Regions from separate parts of the Homo sapiens genome. Here all the other regions are linked to region 3. Evidence: chromatin contacts called from ENCODE Hi-C or POLR2A ChIA-PET data. All regions are on one chromosome and are shown on one strand. Each heading gives the region's core, a stretch centred on a gene start or an enhancer-like site at or near the end of the contact. The rest is flanking DNA. Distances are from core to core; before and after follow the strand shown. Region 1 holds the start of ALG6 (ALG6 alpha-1,3-glucosyltransferase). Region 2 holds the start of ACADM (acyl-CoA dehydrogenase medium chain). Region 3 holds the start of ANKRD13C (ankyrin repeat domain 13C). Region 4 holds the start of ZZZ3 (zinc finger ZZ-type containing 3). Region 5 holds the start of USP33 (ubiquitin specific peptidase 33). Region 6 holds the start of PGM1 (phosphoglucomutase 1).

Region 1 (2,700 bases), core at 188-2,687, 7.0 Mb after region 3:
GGTTCCATGAAAGGTTCATAAATAGGCAAAACTAATCTATGGTGTTAAAAATCAGGAAAGAGGTTACCTTTGGGGAGGAAAGAAGGGATGGTGGTTGGGAGGGGTGCCCAGAGAGGTGTTCTGAAATGCTGTGAATCTTCCTTCTTGATTTGAGTAGTGGTTAGGAAATGTGTTGACTTTAGGATAAATTAACAAGTTACAACTTATAATTTGCGTACAGTATTTTTCTATATGGTATATTCCAATTTAAAAAGCATAAAAGGGGCTGGGCGCAGTGGTTCACCCCTGTAATCCCAGCACTTTGGGAGGCCGAGGCAGGTGGATCACCTGAGGTCAGGAGTTCGAGACCAGCCTGGTCAACATGGTGAAACCCCATCTCTACTAAAAATACAAAAATTAGCTGGGCGTGGTGGTGCGTTCCTGTAATCCCAGCTACTCGTGAGGCTGAGGCAGGAAAATCGCTCGAACCCGGGAGGCAGAGGTTGCAGTGAGCCAAGATCGTGCCACTGCACTCCAGCCTGGGCGACAGAGCAAGACTCTGTCTCAATTAAAAAAAAAAAAAGTGTAAAAGGAAATTACTTGGATGTGTTGACTAAAGGCTCCCTGTGAGCAGGGATCCTCCTGTCTTAGTCGTTGCTCTCTGTTCCCCACTTGTAGAACAGTGTTAGCAGAAGGCAGGTACCCAAGAAGTATTTGCTGAATGGAGCTGTGTGCGTCTGTGTGTACGAAGCGGGGAGGTACCCTAATTTTACTGAGCCCTGTGTGGTTAAAGATATTATGCGAGGCTTTTAACGACTCTCTTCTGCTTAAACCAGAAAAAGGGTTATTTGCGACTTTTTCCACCTGTAAATCAGAAAACAGTAATTTTCTAACCCATCCACTGGCCACGAAGTTGCTAGGCAGGCAGTAGATGCGCTTTTCGTCCTCCTTTGCCCTGACGGTGCATCTCGACAAATGCCAAGCCCGCCGTCCCCATCCCAGAACCGACTTTGCTCCTTTTAGTCTGAAAGGTCCTTCCACCGCAGTGGACACAACACCGGGGAGTGCAGCTATCCCGGGCGTGTATATGGGGCGAAAGGGATCCCTTCTCGCGTTTCTCCGCCCCTCCTCTTGAGGGCCAGGCCCTCAGAACCGCAAGGACAAGGGTGCCAGGACCGCCCCAGCCTGCAAGTGCCACCACTATCACCGCGTCCCCTCACCCGACCCACAAGCGACCCTGCAGGAAGGGCTGGGGAGGCCTCGCGTCGCGTCCCTGGGAGTGGAGCGGAGCTGGGAGACGGGTCGCCAGCTCTGCGCCGGCTCGTGGCGCGTCCGAGCCCCCGGCACCTCCCCACACTGGCCTGGGGTCCGGAACCTCCGGGATCCCATGCTCTTACCCCGCCGCCCGCCGGCCGCTGGGATTCGCGCCTGCCGTGGGTCCCAGGAAGGCGCATGCGCGCTCGCCCCCGCGGCGGACTGCCCCTCCGGCCTTCCGCCTCCGTGTGCCCGCGCACCACCCGCGCGCCCGGTGCGGGAGCGAGCCCGTCGAGCGTGAGGGGAGGGGCGGGCAACCTGGCCTGGACAGGAGGCGGCCGGCTTAGGAGGCGGGGCAAGAGCCGATGGAACCCGAGAGGTCCCCAGCCCCGGGTTAGGCTAGGGGCAGGTGGAAAGCCCCTTGCTCTTCTTTCCTGGGATCGTGGCCAAGGCCGGAGCGGCTGCTTAGCCAACGGATTCCTGTCAGGGGCGGGCCCTGGCTTGCTGCACTGAGCAGAGAGCCTTGGCCGGTCCTCACCACCTCTGGGCCTGTGCCCTCGAGGAGCCAGAAAGCCAACCTGCTTCACTTTCTTCTAGCCACATGCCTGCGAAGAAGAAGACTGGGCAGCCCCCTAAAGTAAGAAACATTGAACATCCAACCATTTGCGAGAGCCTGTGCGTTGTGCAAAAGGACAGCCCTGCCCTCGAGTAGCCACTACACGTGCCCCAGCGGGCAGCTTGAATCACCTGGTCCCAAACTTGCCAAAAATACCTATCTAGTAAGTTAGTAAGACCTGCACACTTTTCCTTTTGCATTGATCCCTTCCTTTCCAGTTCCACTATTTCCATCTCAGTCTAGGCTTCTGTCCAATCACGCATGGACGGCTGTGATGATTTTTACTTGCCTTCCTTTGTTCAGAGAGTGCCCTCATTCCCCACTTCTGAATCTTGCCATTCTACGTAAGCCAACCCCTATAATTTGTAAGTGTTAGCAAATATTTGGCTAGGACTATGGCTTTCTACTGAGTCTGAATAACTTCTCTCTGGGCCTCAGTTTCTTCAACTGTGAAAGAAATCAGTAGGGCTAGGTGAACTTCCAGGTCTAAAATATGATTATATCTAAAAGACCATCAGCACTGGGAATATGGAGAAATATGGCAGGTCCCTGCCCTCAAGGCATTTAATTCTCATTGGAAAGACATTTTTATGCATAAAAGGATAAAAAGCTATAGAAGGAAACACATACTAAATGTTACATTACTTACATATGCACTAAGCACTGTAGGAGTTAGGAGAAGAGGGTTCACTGTAAACTGCAAACCATCAGGAAATGCTTTTCCTGGAGGAGTCAGCTGAGCTTTGAAGGAAAGCCTGGCTGGATAAGCCCAGAGAATGAGAGTAAGAATCTAGACAAAGGAAATGGTTCAAGCCAAATATTGTGGCAGCTGAAAAGTGTAGAACATTTCC
Region 2 (2,700 bases), core at 51-2,550, 5.4 Mb before region 3:
TTAATTACATAACAAAGTTAGCCAGTTAATTAGAGAGGTGGTTTGCAAATAGAAAACAGAAACAGCACGGGATCTGGAGTTATAATTGCTGAATGTGAATCTAGGTTCCACAACCATATTTGTGGCCGTAGACAGGTTTACAAACTGCTTATAGCTTCCGTTCAAAACCAAAAAATGGGACTAATCTCACTGCGTATTTTCGGACGATTAAAGTACGATAATGTTTTGAAAGCCTAATGCTATATAACTATTGGTTTTATTACTTCGGGCTCTCTGTCTAGAACAATGAAATTCCAAATATCGAAACAGCACCACTAGAATTGAACACTTTTGTGCATTTCTTGGGAATATAAGAGTGTCAGTTTTATGGGTTAAAGAAGAGAAAAAGGGTGTAAGTTTTCTATATCAGGTTTTTTTTAGATCCTTCCTTGGAGGTTGAGAAATCTGCTTTTCTGGTGTAGGAGTTAAAAATAGCTGAAATCTCCCAATTTCTGCCTTCACTGCACATTAACTTGCATAACACCAGCAAAACATGGGCAGCAATTCTTTAGGATTATTCTAAAACCGCAGCTTTTTTGGTCCAAGACATAACTTTAACTTAATTTTAAGTGACATCTAAATGGCAGTGGTGTGAACATATCAAGAATATTTAAGATACCAAAATTCATCTAGTGACAAACTTATTTAGAATCTATTAAGATCCAATACTAGAATATACACACAAGTTCACATAAAATTCTGCAGGTTTTTTTTTTACTTTTTTTTTTCCCGTAAGCAACGTGGAAACGTTACAACGAAAAGCTTATTAAACATTAAGTATTTCAAGGAGTAGCTGCTCCATTTTTCTTTTTCCCGTGGTTCTGACACAGAGACGGGGTCACTTTGGAAAAAGGTGGGATTCCCGCGGTAAATATTTGGAGGGTTTACCAGAGAAAGAAAAACGATATTCTAAAGAGAGGATGCCGGCTATAACGGGGTCGCCTGACGGGAGGATACGGAAAATGAAACGCTAGGCTACGTTCCGTCCGGTGGTAGGAGGCGTGAAAGCAGGTTGGGGGCCCCTAGGCTGGCTCCTTCCTCAGCCCGACTTCCCACTCCTCCCGGCCGCACCTATTTTTGGCCCAGGGCCCCCTGCTCCGACACCACAATACCCATGTTCCAGCCCCACCGCACCGCTGGGCTCCCTCTCACCCTGCAGCATCGCCCGAACCCCGCTGCCATGTTGGCTCCCGTTCCGGCCACTCGGACAATAATACACGGGTCACGGCCTTGACATACTCCCCGAACGCGGGACTCCTCTGGTCCCGCCCACTGGAGCCCGTGGGCGGGATGGGGCGGGGCGGGAAGAGGCGGTTGGGCTGCGGAAGGACGGGGCGCTGCGCTAGGCGGGGTGGCAGCGGTCCCCGGCGCCGGGTAGCCAACGCATGCTCCGTGACCCTTGCGTGCGCCGTCGCTGCGACCTGGGGAGGGGTCGCATCCCCTCTCCGGGCAATCTCTGATAGTCCTGGTTTGGTTTTCTGCGTTTCCACCTCTGGCCCTCTCTGTGGGACGCCGAGGCTGACCGCAGCGCGGAAAGAGAGCCAGGGCGGGGGAGGGGGACGGCGGCGGGGCTGGGAGGGCCCGGTTGCGCTGAACGGTGGGGGGACTTGCGGCGCGGTGCAGGACGGGAACCTGGGTTAGAGGGCGTGGCTGGGGCCTGGAGGGAGAGCGGCCCCCGTGGTCAGCCTTCACCTTTACCCGGAGAGAACGGTCAAACCCAGATCGTGTCTGCTTGGCGGATTCAAAGTATTAGTACATTTTGCTCTCAAATGCCCTACCTAAAGCGAAAGCATACTTGTGTTTCCTTAAAATTTAAAAGAGAATTTAATTGTTTAGGTAAATTTGACCTTTCCGCGTATTCCCAAGGCTGTTTATGACTTGTCCGCTGATGTGGTGTCCTTGGATATGCGGGTGCAATCCGAGGCTGTCCAAAGCTCCTGGTTCAGCGAATGATGGAAGTGAATGTCTCCCTGAGGAATTCTACCTGGAGTCACTTTCTCTTCCAGTGAGACCCTGAGTTTTGAGATGGTAGCTTATACTAAATCTTATACTAACTTAACATTTTCTTTTGCCCAATAAAGGTCACCCATAAATTCATCTAATTTAGCTGTTAAAATTCTATATCCTGTTATTGTATTCCCCTACTTTGTCTTCTGGGAATTTATAGTGTGTTAGTCCTAGGTACAAGGCAGAATGTTAATTAAGCGCTATATTCAAAGTGAAAGTACCAGGAAAATTCGGAAAAGGGATAAAGAGCTGAGTTTGTCCTGGTATAGGCAAGAAAGCCTTCAAAGTGGTGGTGGTAAGTAAAACACAAAGCGGACTCTTAAAGATGATTAGGAATTGTCTATTCATGTCTCCTTTGTTCCAATTTCTTATTCTGAACATTTTAAACACAGAAAAGATGAACGAAAAGCACAAAATCACCCATATGCCTATTGTAACCCCTTCTTACTGTACACGTGGCTGGCAGAGAAGCGAAGATGGAGCCCTCATCTTAAACATGTCTAGTCGGTAGTTCCTGCCACCATTCACCCAAGCAAGCTACCCCCTTGTTTGTCTGTGCCTGCAGCTCGACTTCACAGGCTGCTCTTAGAAAAGGATTTGGGGCTGCTTTTCATTAAAAAGAAAAGCCTTACTGATGTTGGGAACGGGCGCTCA
Region 3 (2,700 bases), core at 198-2,697:
AGAGGATGCTTTGAACTGTTGATTGGGTAATGTTTTAACATAAACGGAACTCTCCACTCCACCGAAAAAGAAAGAAGAGGAAGAAACAGATTTATCTGAACAGACTGAGAAGAAAATTGGAGGTGAAAAGTTGAGTGACTGGGGAGGATTAAGAGAGGCCCATCGAGTTGTTTGTTTGCGGAGATGAGTTAGCAGTAGTATAAACTTTAAGAAAGAAGAGATCTGGCCGGGCGCAGTGGCTCATGCCTGTAATCCCAGCACTTTGGGAGGCTGAGGCTGGCGGATCACTGAGGTCAGGGGTTCAAGACCAGCCTGGCCAACACGGTGAAACCCCGTCTCTACTAAAAATACAACAATTAGCTTGGTGTGGTGGCGCAGGCCTATAATCCCAGCTACTCTGGAGGCTGAGGCAGGAGAATCGCTTGGACCTGGGAGGTGGAGGTCGCAGTGAGCCGAGATTGCACCACTGCACTCTAGCCTGGACTACAGAGACTCTGTCAAAAAAACAAAAAAACAAAAAAAAGAGAGAGAGATCTGAAGTATTTGCTCTCAGAACATAGGGGGACTTTGGAGAGTTAAATGGGTGAAGATCTTTAGGATGTTTTGCTAAGCCCCCTCCTTACGTCCTCAGTGGCCAGCTTTAGTTACTTTGTTAAAGTTTTATGGTTGGCAGATTTACGTTTCTTCAGAGTTTGACACTAGGTTGAGGTTGGCCATGAACTAATACAATTATATTTCAGTTACACGATTCTTTGCCCTCCTTGAGTGTCCCCACCCTCATATATGTTAACTCTGACATCTGCCCGAAATTCATTCATCTAATAAATATTTGAGTGGCCTCCCCTCTTTCCGATTGCTGGACAGCCCATCATTTTCCAAAGTCAGCACCTAAACTCTTCTATGACTTTCCTGACAACTCAACACTAAAATTCGTCCCTCCCTTTTTTGTGTGCAACCCACCTCCCCGCCTCCGCTTTTAATTGTTTGGCCTTCATTCCTCTTCTACAGTGCTCCCTGCAATCAGTACTGGTGCTGTACATATTTGCTAGCTTCGTACATACGGCACGAAGTAGATGCTCAGTAAATGTTGGTTGACTGAGTATCCTCTGCATCTCGGTGACATCACATCCTGCGTGCCGTGGCGTCATTCTGCATTCCTCTGCGGGAGGCTCAGATCCGGAGGGTTTAAGTGGTTGTTTATAACATGCACCGAACATATCCAACGGAGGCTGTGGTTTCCGACCGCCCACAAAAAGCGCGGTTGGCGGGAGTGCGGGTTCGGGGTCGGCTGGCAGCTGGGAGACTCCAGCTCTGGGCGGAAACACACTGCCTCGGAGGCGCCGGCGCCTAGTGATTCTGGGAATAGAAGGTGCGAGGGAGGGAGCGGGTGGCTCACTTATCGCGGTGTTTTCTCTCTCTTCACTCCTGGGGGAGCTCTCGCGAGAGGAGCAAGAGGAAGATGGCCGTGCCCTGTTTTTCGGTGTAAGGCAGCGACGGCGGCTGCGACGGCGAGACTGAGATCCTGGTGTCGTGGGCACCTGAGTTCTAGCTTCCCCCAGCGAGCGCGCGTCCCTTCGTGCCTAGGCGAGAGCCGGCTCTTCCCCGGGAGATGCGTTTGTCCCAGGCTCGGGGGCTCAGTGGGAGTTCATGCTGCGCTGGAGGCTCTTGGCCACCGCTCTAATCGCCTTGTGCCGCCGCAGCGCCAGCTCCGTCGCCAGCGGTGAGCCTCCCGATTCCCCCCCTTGCCCCTGGCGGCGGCGATGACCGGGGAGAAGATCCGCTCACTGCGGAGGGACCACAAGCCCAGCAAAGAAGAAGGGGACCTGCTGGAGCCCGGGGATGAGGAAGCGGCGGCTGCCCTCGGCGGTACCTTTACCAGAAGCAGGATTGGCAAGGGCGGCAAAGCTTGTCATAAGATCTTCAGTAACCATCACCACCGGCTACAGCTGAAGGCAGCTCCGGCCTCCTCCAATCCCCCCGGCGCCCCGGCTCTGCCGCTGCACAATTCCTCCGTGACTGCCAACTCCCAGTCCCCGGCCCTTCTGGCCGGCACCAACCCCGTTGCTGTCGTCGCGGATGGAGGCAGTTGCCCCGCACACTACCCGGTGCACGAGTGCGTCTTCAAGGGGGATGTGAGGAGACTCTCCTCTCTCATCCGCACGCACAATATCGGGCAGAAAGATAATCACGGTGAGGAGTGCTAGCCCCTCTCCACCTCTCTCCTTCCCCGAGCCTAGGGTGTGCCTCCCCAGGCTTCTGGAATCCTAGGCCCCCTCCAGCAGACTCTTCTTTTTGCCCATCATCCGGGCCGTTCGGTAAATCATGATCGACTCAGTAATAGCGTGCCAGTGGTCAAGGGGTTGGTTCTTGTGGGTGCAAAGGAATGTATCCTCCTTGCCCACTTCAAAGTTTGTCGTGAGAAGCTGTTTTGTTTGAGACAGGCCTTCGATTTGCTGATTCTGGACTGTCAGAAATTTTAGGTTGCCTCCCACCCAACATGGTTTTCTCCCTTTGTTTATGGAGCTATATATCTTTATTTCTCTCTCTTCCCCCTACCTTGGCATTTTAAATTTTGAACGCATAAATTGCCCTCCTCCCTTCATTGCTCACATACAGATCCCATCTTGACTGCAACTGGTTGTGATTTTGCCTGCCACCAGGTTGTTTCTTTTTTGTCTGCTTTCAGTAAACTTAGAATGT
Region 4 (2,700 bases), core at 19-2,518, 7.3 Mb before region 3:
AGAGAAATCGGCAAGCACAAAGGCCCGAAGTGGTTCGAGCCTGCGTGCTGTGGTACAAGCCAGAGGTGAACGAGGCGAGGCAGAAGCACGATCATAAATACATGTATGGATGTTCTCCTGGCTTGAGACCACAGTGCTAAGGGAGGTGGGGTTTACAAATCTCTCAGGAGGCCACAAAGGGCAGGATGAAGCCGATTTCCAATGGCGGAGCTACGAGGACGCCTTTCCTCTGCTAGGGCCAGGTTGGACGGTTGCAAGGGATGGACTGCAACCCGCCCTCGGAAGACCAAACTTCGCCCAGGGGCAGGGACTGGCCGGGGAGGGCCTCGGCGGCGCCCGACCCGCGGGCGCTGCACGGGCCGCGGTTACCAGCAGGCGGTGTAGTGAGCGCGCCTGCAGCAGCAGCAACAGCAGCAGCAGCGGTCGCCGCCGCCGCCGCCGCCCGCCAGTCCCAACGAGGAGAAAGGAGGGGACCGGAAGGAGCCGCTGGTGCTGCGGGAAGTGGCAGGAGCGGGAGGCGGGGACCCACCTGGAAGCGCCGCGGCGCCGCTATCGAGCTTCCTGCAGCGGTGGCCACCCGAGCAAGTGCCGTGGCGGGGGCGGAGAGCGGCCACGGCGGCGGCGCCTCCCCAAGTGGCCCGTTGCGTCCGACCCCGCGTGAAAGGTGAGCAAGAGCTCGGGACACGTGGTGAGGGCCAGACACGGGGGAGGGAGAATGAAGGGGGAGGGAATGGGGGTGGGAAACGATCGGCTTGGGACCCGGATTTGGAGCCAAGTACCGGGAGGGGGTGGGCTGGAGGCGACGACTGCGACGGCTGCGACGGCTGCGACGGCGAAGCCCCCACGTGGGGCGGGGGTGCGCGCGCACGTGTGCGCGGGCGAAAGGGGGGGCGGGGAGGGCTTTTGGGAGGGCGTCGGGAGCGCGCTCGCTCAGTAGCGGCCCACGTGACGGGCACGCCGAAAATGTTTCCACGTGACAGGGAGGCTGCCTGGGGCAGCGCACTGCGCTCTGTTTATGTAGTATAATCGTGGTAATCGGAGGTTTTTAAGATTTCTGCTTTTCTGTACAAGGGGAAAGGAGGAGACGTATAAAGCGGAAAGACTTCCTACTGTCTCAGTGTTTTAAATGTTCACTACTCCGTTAGTGAAGTGCTTTTTAAGTTCCGAAATACTGATTTTTTTCTGTACCGCCATGTTGGGTCTAGTGGAAGCTCGCGAGATGCGAGTGGGTTTGTATCGCGAGATCTCTCGATTCTCGCGGGACCTCGTTGGCAGAGCAGTTGTCCTGGATGGCGGAGCCTTGGGTTCCGGGGGCCTGGGACCTGCAACTCTTTCTACAAGGCAAGTCGTTAGGGAGGGGCCCGGGGCGAGTGCCTCTTGGTGCCGGGATACGTGCTGCATCAGCTTCCCATAGTCTTGAAGGGAATACAGTAACCCCATTGAGGCAACACTGCCCTCCCCATCCCCCTGCGGGCGCTCCACCACCTGCAAAAGCATATGCACCCCTCAGCCAGGTCCTTCTCCCCACGCAGTGATAGTTCCACCCTGTCCCACTCACTGGAAGTCCGGGAGCCGTGCTCGCGCAGACCTGATGATTCCATTGGATACCGTTCCTCTTACTTTAAGATGTTCTTGTCAGTTTTTCCCTTCTTGCCATTTTCTAAAGTATTCCAGACCGGTTAACTATTGTGTCGCGTTTTCTGCTGCAGTACCTGACTCCAGTCTCCTGAAACAGAACTCCTCCCATCTATTTTCTCTGGGTGTCATTTACTCATCACCCTGACTTCGTATTTTCAGTAACTTTTGGCAGTATTTGGAGGGCCCATTATGTCTCTGACAACACCTGTGGTCAGAATAAAATCCTGCTTTTCATCATTTTGTACGTGCCTATTAACTCAGTTATCGGTAGGGTTTTAATTACTACTGTGTTACTGAGGTTGCCATCTTTGAAGTTTAGGGATGGTTGTTTTAGGTTATATATTTAAGGTAACAGACTGTTTCATGTGATTTTTTTTTTTTTTTTTTTGAGACGGAGTCTCGCTCTTGTCGCCTAGGCTGGAGTGTAGTGGGGCGATCTCGGCTCATTGCAACCTCCGCCTCCCGGGTTCAAGCGATTCTCCTGCCTCAGCCTCTCGAGTATCGAGTAGCTGGGATTACAGTCGCGCTTCACCACGCCCGGCTAATTTTTGTGTTTTTAGTAGAGACGGGGTTTCACCATGTTGGCCAGGCTGGTCTCAAACTCCTGACCTCAAGTGATCCACCTGCCTTGGCCTCTCAAAGTGCTGGGATTTCAGCACTGTACAGGCGTGAGCCACCGCGCCCGGCCTCAGGTCAACTTTTTAGTAAAGAGCAAACTCATAAATTTTGGCATCAGAGTTTGAGCTTTATTTTTCTTAAATGAGTTTGAAATCAATTTAATATTTCTCTCCAATTCCCTAATGTCTCAGAAGTGAATTTACAGTATACCTTTGTTTTTTCGTATTCTTAAGTAGTATTTGGATTTTATTTAGTAGTTGCAGTACTAAATAAGGAGTGGGGAGTTAATTACAAAACGAATCAGGTGACTAGTTAATTTATTCATAGTTTGTTTTTTAAAACTACAAAAGTGTTTTTTTTTCCTATACATAATACAGAGAGGTATATAGTATAGAGTAACACAGTGCTTGTTTCACGGTACCACAAAGTTCCATTCCTCAGTCT
Region 5 (2,969 bases), core at 88-2,587, 7.4 Mb before region 3:
CACCATGTTGGTCAGGCTGGTCTTGAACTCCTGACCTCAGGTAATCCACCCGCCTTGGCCTCCCAAAATGCTGGGATTACAGGTGTGAGGCTCTGTGCCCGGCTGGAGACAACTTTTCATCTCCTAACGGCATCTTTTTTTTTTTTTCCCAGAGAATATCTCACTTTGTCACCCAGGCTGAAGTGCAGTGGCACAATCATGGCTCACTGCAACCTCAAACTCCTGGTCTCAAGTGATCCTCCACTCTTAGCCTCTTGAGTAGCTGGGACTACAGGTGCCTGTCACCATGCCTGGCGAATTTTTGTATTTTTAGTAGAAATGGGGTTTCGCCATGTTGCCCAGGCTAGTCTCGAACTCAAGTGATTCACCCGCCTCGGCCTCCCAAAGTGCTGGGATTACAGGCATGAACCATGGCGCCTGCCTGTGAAACTTCTATTCTGTGAAATTTCTATTCTCCTCAGTGAACCGAGGATAGGCAATCATTTGTGGTGCAAATTGAGGCCTGAGTGTCAATCCCTACCTAGAATTTTGTATCATGGTTAATTTATTTCATTTTTACCATAAAAATAAGTAGAAGCTTTTATATTTTCTACCTATTCCAATGGAGACTGAGCATCTTGCATGATACTTTGGTACATGCTCCCATTTTGGAGACCAAAAAGTCAGATGTCATGAGACAGATTGAAACTGGCAATTTTAACAATTTTTTATTAATATAACCTTTTTTATTCATAGATTTGAACCTCAATCGAGTGCATTTTAACAGTTACATAATTAGAAGGCAGGACTCCTTCCATGCTCCAGGCATTAAGCAGATACTAAGGTTTCAATAAATATTTGATTTGATCCTCTTGATTTTAGCCTAAGGAGAAAATGGTGAGATAAATTTCTTCTTTGCATAGGTGGAAAAGGGAAACATAATTGCTTTCAGAGAATCTAGGTCCTAAGAAGTTGGGGGAAGAAAGATGAAAGGAGGAAATACAATGTTGAATTGGGATAAGTTAAGTCTAATATTTCTTTGCTCAAGTTTGGAAACCTGAGGCCCTTCAGTGGCCAGCCTTAATGCAGTTTTTGTAATGCATCGAGACAAGACCTTATAATGGTCGTAGTGTGTGACTGTGAAAGAGAAGGAGAAAACATGTGAAAAACGAAAAAAAAAAAGCTCACAGCCTCAAACTGCTGCACATACCCTGTACAGTTAGTTTGCAGTCAGAGTAGGGAGCCGGCCTGGGTCCCCGCACCTGGGCCTGGCTCCCGTGGCCCCGCCCCTGGGGCGGGCTCCCATCGAGGCTCCGCCCCCACCTCCCCTATCGCCGGAGACGCCTGCGGCGGCCCCGGAGACACCGGAAGGAGCCGCGGCTGCTGCGGGAAGTGGCCAGTTCAGGAGGCGGACCCCCCGAGGGCAGCGCTGCGGGGCCGTTTTCCGGCCCTCCTGACGCGACACTGCCCCTCTCCGAGAGCTGAGAAGGAAAAGAGGAGCTTGCGGAGGTGCGGCTGCAGGCCGTTGTTGGTCGAGCTGGCGGGTCCCGCGGGCCAGGCCGTGGAGGTGAGCGCGGCGCTGCTGGGAGGGGCGCGGGGCCCAAGGGCGTTTCGCTCGCGTCCGGGGTCCGGTCTCTGTTCTCGCTTCCGCGCGCTGGGGTTGCGGCCGCTGCAGCAGCCTCTTTTTCTTGGTCCTGGGTGGCGGCGGGTTCGCGGGCGGGAAGAAGGCCTTGGCCCCTCGGTGCTCTGCGTTGCAGAGATAATCTAGTGGTCGCCCTGTCAACGGTCGGTGGAGGATGGGAACCGGTCGTTGATTTGAGGAAGGGTCCTCAGGGGTTCTTCCCTGGAAGCGGGAGGTGCAGGTGAGCCCGAGAAGCGGGGGCTCTGCTCCCTTCCTCGGTCTCCCCACTCAGGCTTGCCAGTCCCTCTCAGTGGGTGACTGAAAGCCCTGCAGCGCGCCGGCTCCTGGGTTCTGGTTTCGCTTTTCGGCGCTGTTGAGGGGGCCGGCCCCGTTGTTTGTTGTTGTGAACGGAAAAACCGAGGTGTCATCGTCCCTGGAATTTTTCTTCGACCAATGTTTGATCTTGACTGAGAGGTTACCCCTTACCTTCTGTCCATCTGCAGCCTTTGTTTGGATGAAAGATCCATAGTGTGTGGTTTCCCAGACCTTTACTTATATTTCTCGTATACAAAACGCTCTTCATTTGAATATTTACAGGGTTTTACGTTGAGCTCTTGGACGATGAGATTTTCCTGGGTGTTTTGCACTCAAGTACCGTTGGAGTTTACATTCTCATAGAATCAGTATTAGGCCTGGAAAATTGAGCCAGAGGGTGAAATTCTGGCAGGAGCATAGACTTAAATTGAAGGTGAATTTTACCGTAACGATCTCTAGGCCTTTTGCTTAATAACTATGTGGATGTAGAGAATTTTTAAGTTTAATCAGATTATTTTTCCTTTAAGAAAAACGTGTTACAAAAAGTAACAAGGCCGTCCTAGTTCCGTTTTTCCTACTGTCTTATTTGGAAAGGTCTGACCAAGTCACATTATCGTCATAGGCTATTTGATTTGAGCATAATACAAATATTGTTAGTGAATTCATACTATTATAAATAAGAGAGAAAATAGGAATCTTAAAGACAATGCTAGTTTTATGAAAAAATAATAGAAATAGTTACACAATGCTAGGAGCTTTGTATTATTTCATTACTTTGGCAGGATTGAAAGAAAGGTCAGGGCTGGGCACGGTGGCTCACGCCTGTAATCCCAGCACTCTGGGAGGCCGACGATCACGAGGTCAGGAGATCGAGACCATCCTGGGTAATACGGTGAAACCCCGTCTGTACTAAAAATTACAAAAAATTAGCCGGGCATGGTGGCAGGTGCCTGTAGTCCCAGCTACTTGGGAGGCTGAGGCAGGAGAATGGCGTGAATCCGGGAGGCAGAGCTTGCAATGAGCCGAGATCATGCCACTGCACTCCAGCCTGGGC
Region 6 (2,949 bases), core at 1-2,500, 6.8 Mb after region 3:
CCCACATTTCCATATATCAGATTTACTGAAAAACTTTTTTTTTTTAATTTCCCCTATCCGAGTGGACCCGCCCAATCAAGTCAGTTAACTTTCCTTGGCCGGGGGCGGAACCAAGGTGTTGCGGTAATTTCCTGGCCTGCCACGACTGCTTGCTTGCGTAAGGGCGTCTTTGGGTATGTTGCCATTCTAATGAAAATTCAGCTCCAGCCCCGTCGGTGGAACAGATCCCGGGCACCACTGGGCAGAGACTAGATGTTTCAAACGCCTGCCCCCCAGCAAGCAGGCCGCGCAAAGGGCAGGAGTTCGGAACCAAGGCAAACTAGGGGGCGGGGAGAAAAGATTGGCACCCGCCTGCTGAGATCTGCCAACCTGACGCCCCAGGGGGATGGGTGCTCTCGCCACCCTTGCCCCACAGTGTCGGGCTCCGAGCCAGCGGGAAGCGCCAGTCCTAGCCGAGAATAGCAGAGGAGCGGGCGGGATGCGAGGGGGCTCTGGGCGAGGCGGCGGCAGTCTAACCTTTCCTGCTTAAGGCGACAGCACTCTGCGCCGTAATCGTATCTTCCAAGGCTGCAAGGTTAGGGCAAATGTCAGACGCCTCGGGAGGGGCGGGGGACGGGGAGAGGGAAGGCAGCGGCTAGAGACGGAGAGTCGGGCGTGACCTTGGGAGGCTCCGCGCCCGCACCTCCCGGCGCCCCGGGAGTCAGGCGAGCAGGTCTGCCGGGTCCCGTGGCCACTTTCCCCAGCCCGGCGACCTCCGTCGGGCCTCCAGGCCAGAAGAGCGAGCGCGAAGGAGAGGGAGGAGCGGGAGGTGGAAACCGAGGCGGCAGCGCGCGGAAGCGGCCGGCCCCGAGCGAGGGAGGGCGCCGCGGGCCGCACGTCGCACACGCGCCAGGGTGCACAGCGGCGCGGGGCCGCGCATCCCTTACCCCGTTGGCGGCAGCGATGCGAGCGATGAGCTGGATGGCCTCCTTCATGTAGAACCGGCCGTCCCCGCCCACCACCAGCGTGGCCTCCTGCCGCTGCGCCGGCTCCACGGTGGAGATGATACTCTGGATGAAGTTCTCCGCGTAGTTGGCGCTGCTCTGGAACACCTTCACCCGCTTCCGCAGCCCGCTCGTGCCCGGCTTCTGGTCCTGGTACGCCTGGGTCTTAACTGTCACGATCTTCACCATGGTGGCGACTTGCTGCCGGGGGTCAGAGCGGCGGACTTGGCTGGCGGAGGGGCGGCCGGCTGAGGCTGCAGCTGCTCTGGGGTGAGGGCACGGCGGGTGGGGGCTACGCCGCACTCTAGGCCGGCGTTTGGCCCTCCTCCTTAAAGGGACAGGGGACAGGGCCCTCCCTCCGCGCCAGCCCACCTCCTGGCAGGTCCGGCGGGAGGGGAAAGGGGAGCGCCGGTCTCTAGGCCTCCTGTGAAATGGGTGGAGCCTTACTGATTTACTCTCCCCTTCGGAATCCTATCCACTGTAAAAAGAGGCCCGCAACTCCTCCTCTAAGTGTTGGGGCAGAGGTTGGGGTAGGAACCCGGTCATAGGGCAAGGACGTGAGGCAGGGTGGAAAAAAGTACAGGGTAGAATGATTTCCAGTGGTTTGGCGAATGCATCGTGTGTAAATAGCTTTCTGGAAACCTGTTGGGAGGGTCAGAAGTGCCAGCCCCAGCTCGATTTCATGAGTCGTAATTCTTTCTATTTCTCCCTAAATGTGAGGGCATTTGAGTTCCGTAAAGGAGTCGACTCCAAATGTTTCCTGCTGCACCACACACTTGACTACCATTGGTGACGGTGACTTAGCTATGACTTGCTGAGTGTAGCGTTTCTAAACCTTACTAAACTCTGGGTTTTATTTTTCCCCTTTTTATGCTTACAAAACTGAAATTCAAAGAATAAAATGCCTTGTCTCATTGCCACACAGCTAAGTCCATGCGGGAGGCCAATTCAGGTGGTCTGGCTCCAAAACCAGGGCTCTTCCCATGATTTGCCCGCTGTGACACCAGGTTGGCAACTAGGAAATGTACAAGCAGGACTTGACAAATGTAGGAGCAAATATATGGTAAGGATAAGTATGAACACCATCAAAATTAGCCAGTTACTCATGTAATAGAAATAAAGTGAGGAGATCAACAAACAAGGACTGACATGGCTGGAAAAGTTTCACGGGGGATAGCAAGGTCAACCAAGGGGATTTGATTATTAAGTAGGAATCTTCAGTCTTTCTTGCTTTTCGGTTTAGTATCTCCCTTAATTTGATGAGAGTGATTGTCTCCTCTGTTCAAGAAACCTGTCATTTTGGTAAAGTGGCAAAAAACTTGGCTTTACAAGGTGTGTGCTCTTGGGAAAGTTAGTTAATGTCCGTGGGCATCAATTTCCTTACTGTAAAATAAACATATCACCTACTTTGGAATATTTTTGCAAGATTTAATGGGGTTTTGTATGTCAGAAATTCTCAGTCATGGATACACAGTAGAATCCTACTGTGACCCATGCTCACAGTAGAATTACTTGAGGTGGTTTCTAAATGACCCAGTCCAAACAAATTCAATCATAATCAGCTGTTAGAAGTAAATCATCTAGCCTGGTGCCTGAAACATAGAGGCCTTCAAAAATATTAGCTCCCCTTCCCCAATTCCAAAACCAGAGCATATCATTCACCTGTGAATTATATTCTTTTGGTAGTTAATTGGTATGTCTTGATCAAGCAGGGAGGCGAACAGACCCATAAGAGTGCAGACTCTCACAAACCAAGTGTTGATATACATGCTCATATAGTACATGCTATGTAGATACAGTGTGTTGATGTAGTCACTATAGATGAGTTTCGGTGGCAAATATTATGTGAAAACGGAACCCTGGACTGCTAGTAATGAGTTCTAATATTTGCACAGGAGTTTACAGAGCAGTGTAATCTTGTGAATTAAATAATATAATCAAGCCCATTTTATAGACGAGAGAATTG

Evidence for each region. A loop is a pair of places that touch in the nucleus more often than their neighbours do. ChIA-PET counts read pairs that join two places held with the same protein, here RNA polymerase II (POLR2A). Pooled maps may share reads with other maps.
Region 1: a loop to region 3 is called in a pooled map, with 14 times the contacts of the local background. The contact joins the promoter of ALG6 here to the promoter of ANKRD13C in region 3. A Hi-C loop is called at or near these places in 3 of 50 pooled maps.
Region 2: a loop to region 3 is called in a pooled map, with 10 times the contacts of the local background. The contact joins the promoter of ACADM here to the promoter of ANKRD13C in region 3. A Hi-C loop is called at or near these places in 9 of 50 pooled maps.
Region 4: a loop to region 3 is called in a pooled map, with 17 times the contacts of the local background. The contact joins the promoter of ZZZ3 here to the promoter of ANKRD13C in region 3. A Hi-C loop is called at or near these places in 7 of 50 pooled maps.
Region 5: a loop to region 3 is called in a map of CD4-positive, alpha-beta memory T cell, with 16 times the contacts of the local background. The contact joins the promoter of USP33 here to the promoter of ANKRD13C in region 3. A Hi-C loop is called at or near these places in 1 of 168 maps with a recorded cell type or tissue (CD4-positive, alpha-beta memory T cell) and 5 of 50 pooled maps. POLR2A ChIA-PET finds 5 or more read pairs at or near these places in 1 of 52 experiments (GM12878).
Region 6: a loop to region 3 is called in a pooled map, with 6 times the contacts of the local background. The contact joins the promoter of PGM1 here to the promoter of ANKRD13C in region 3. A Hi-C loop is called at or near these places in 4 of 50 pooled maps.

Annotation. Positions count from the first base shown.
Region 1 is chr1:63,366,364-63,369,063 of GRCh38, reverse strand. It overlaps ALG6 (ALG6 alpha-1,3-glucosyltransferase), which reads right to left and starts at 1,437. Exons shown (of 15, transcript NM_013339.4): 1 at 1,377-1,437. RefSeq lists enhancers at 868-977, 1,838-1,977 and a silencer at 1,158-1,637.
Region 2 is chr1:75,723,309-75,726,008 of GRCh38, reverse strand. It overlaps ACADM (acyl-CoA dehydrogenase medium chain), which reads right to left and starts at 1,300. Exons shown (of 12, transcript NM_000016.6): 1 at 1,192-1,300. The coding sequence starts at 1,221. It also overlaps a transcript of SLC44A5 not described here. RefSeq lists enhancers at 1,085-1,174, 1,825-1,914 and silencers at 1,305-1,354, 1,405-1,454.
Region 3 is chr1:70,353,469-70,356,168 of GRCh38, reverse strand. ANKRD13C (ankyrin repeat domain 13C) reads left to right here and starts at 1,447. Exons shown (of 13, transcript NM_030816.5): 1 at 1,447-2,190. The coding sequence starts at 1,761. It overlaps ANKRD13C-DT (ANKRD13C divergent transcript), which reads right to left and starts at 1,358. Exons shown (of 4, transcript NR_168352.1): 1 at 961-1,358. RefSeq lists enhancers at 1,068-1,127, 1,228-1,287, 1,338-1,527, 1,558-1,617, 745-1,662 and 3 more.
Region 4 is chr1:77,681,226-77,683,925 of GRCh38, reverse strand. ZZZ3 (zinc finger ZZ-type containing 3) reads left to right here and starts at 1,268. Exons shown (of 15, transcript NM_015534.6): 1 at 1,268-1,341. RefSeq lists enhancers at 13-112, 1-315, 1,133-1,212 and silencers at 263-322, 333-752.
Region 5 is chr1:77,758,220-77,761,188 of GRCh38, reverse strand. USP33 (ubiquitin specific peptidase 33) reads left to right here and starts at 1,337. Exons shown (of 24, transcript NM_201624.3): 1 at 1,337-1,546. RefSeq lists a silencer at 1,148-1,427.
Region 6 is chr1:63,591,712-63,594,660 of GRCh38, reverse strand. It overlaps PGM1 (phosphoglucomutase 1), which reads right to left and starts at 1,250. Exons shown (of 11, transcript NM_002633.3): 1 at 927-1,250. The coding sequence starts at 1,172. RefSeq lists enhancers at 214-273, 974-1,263 and a silencer at 634-933.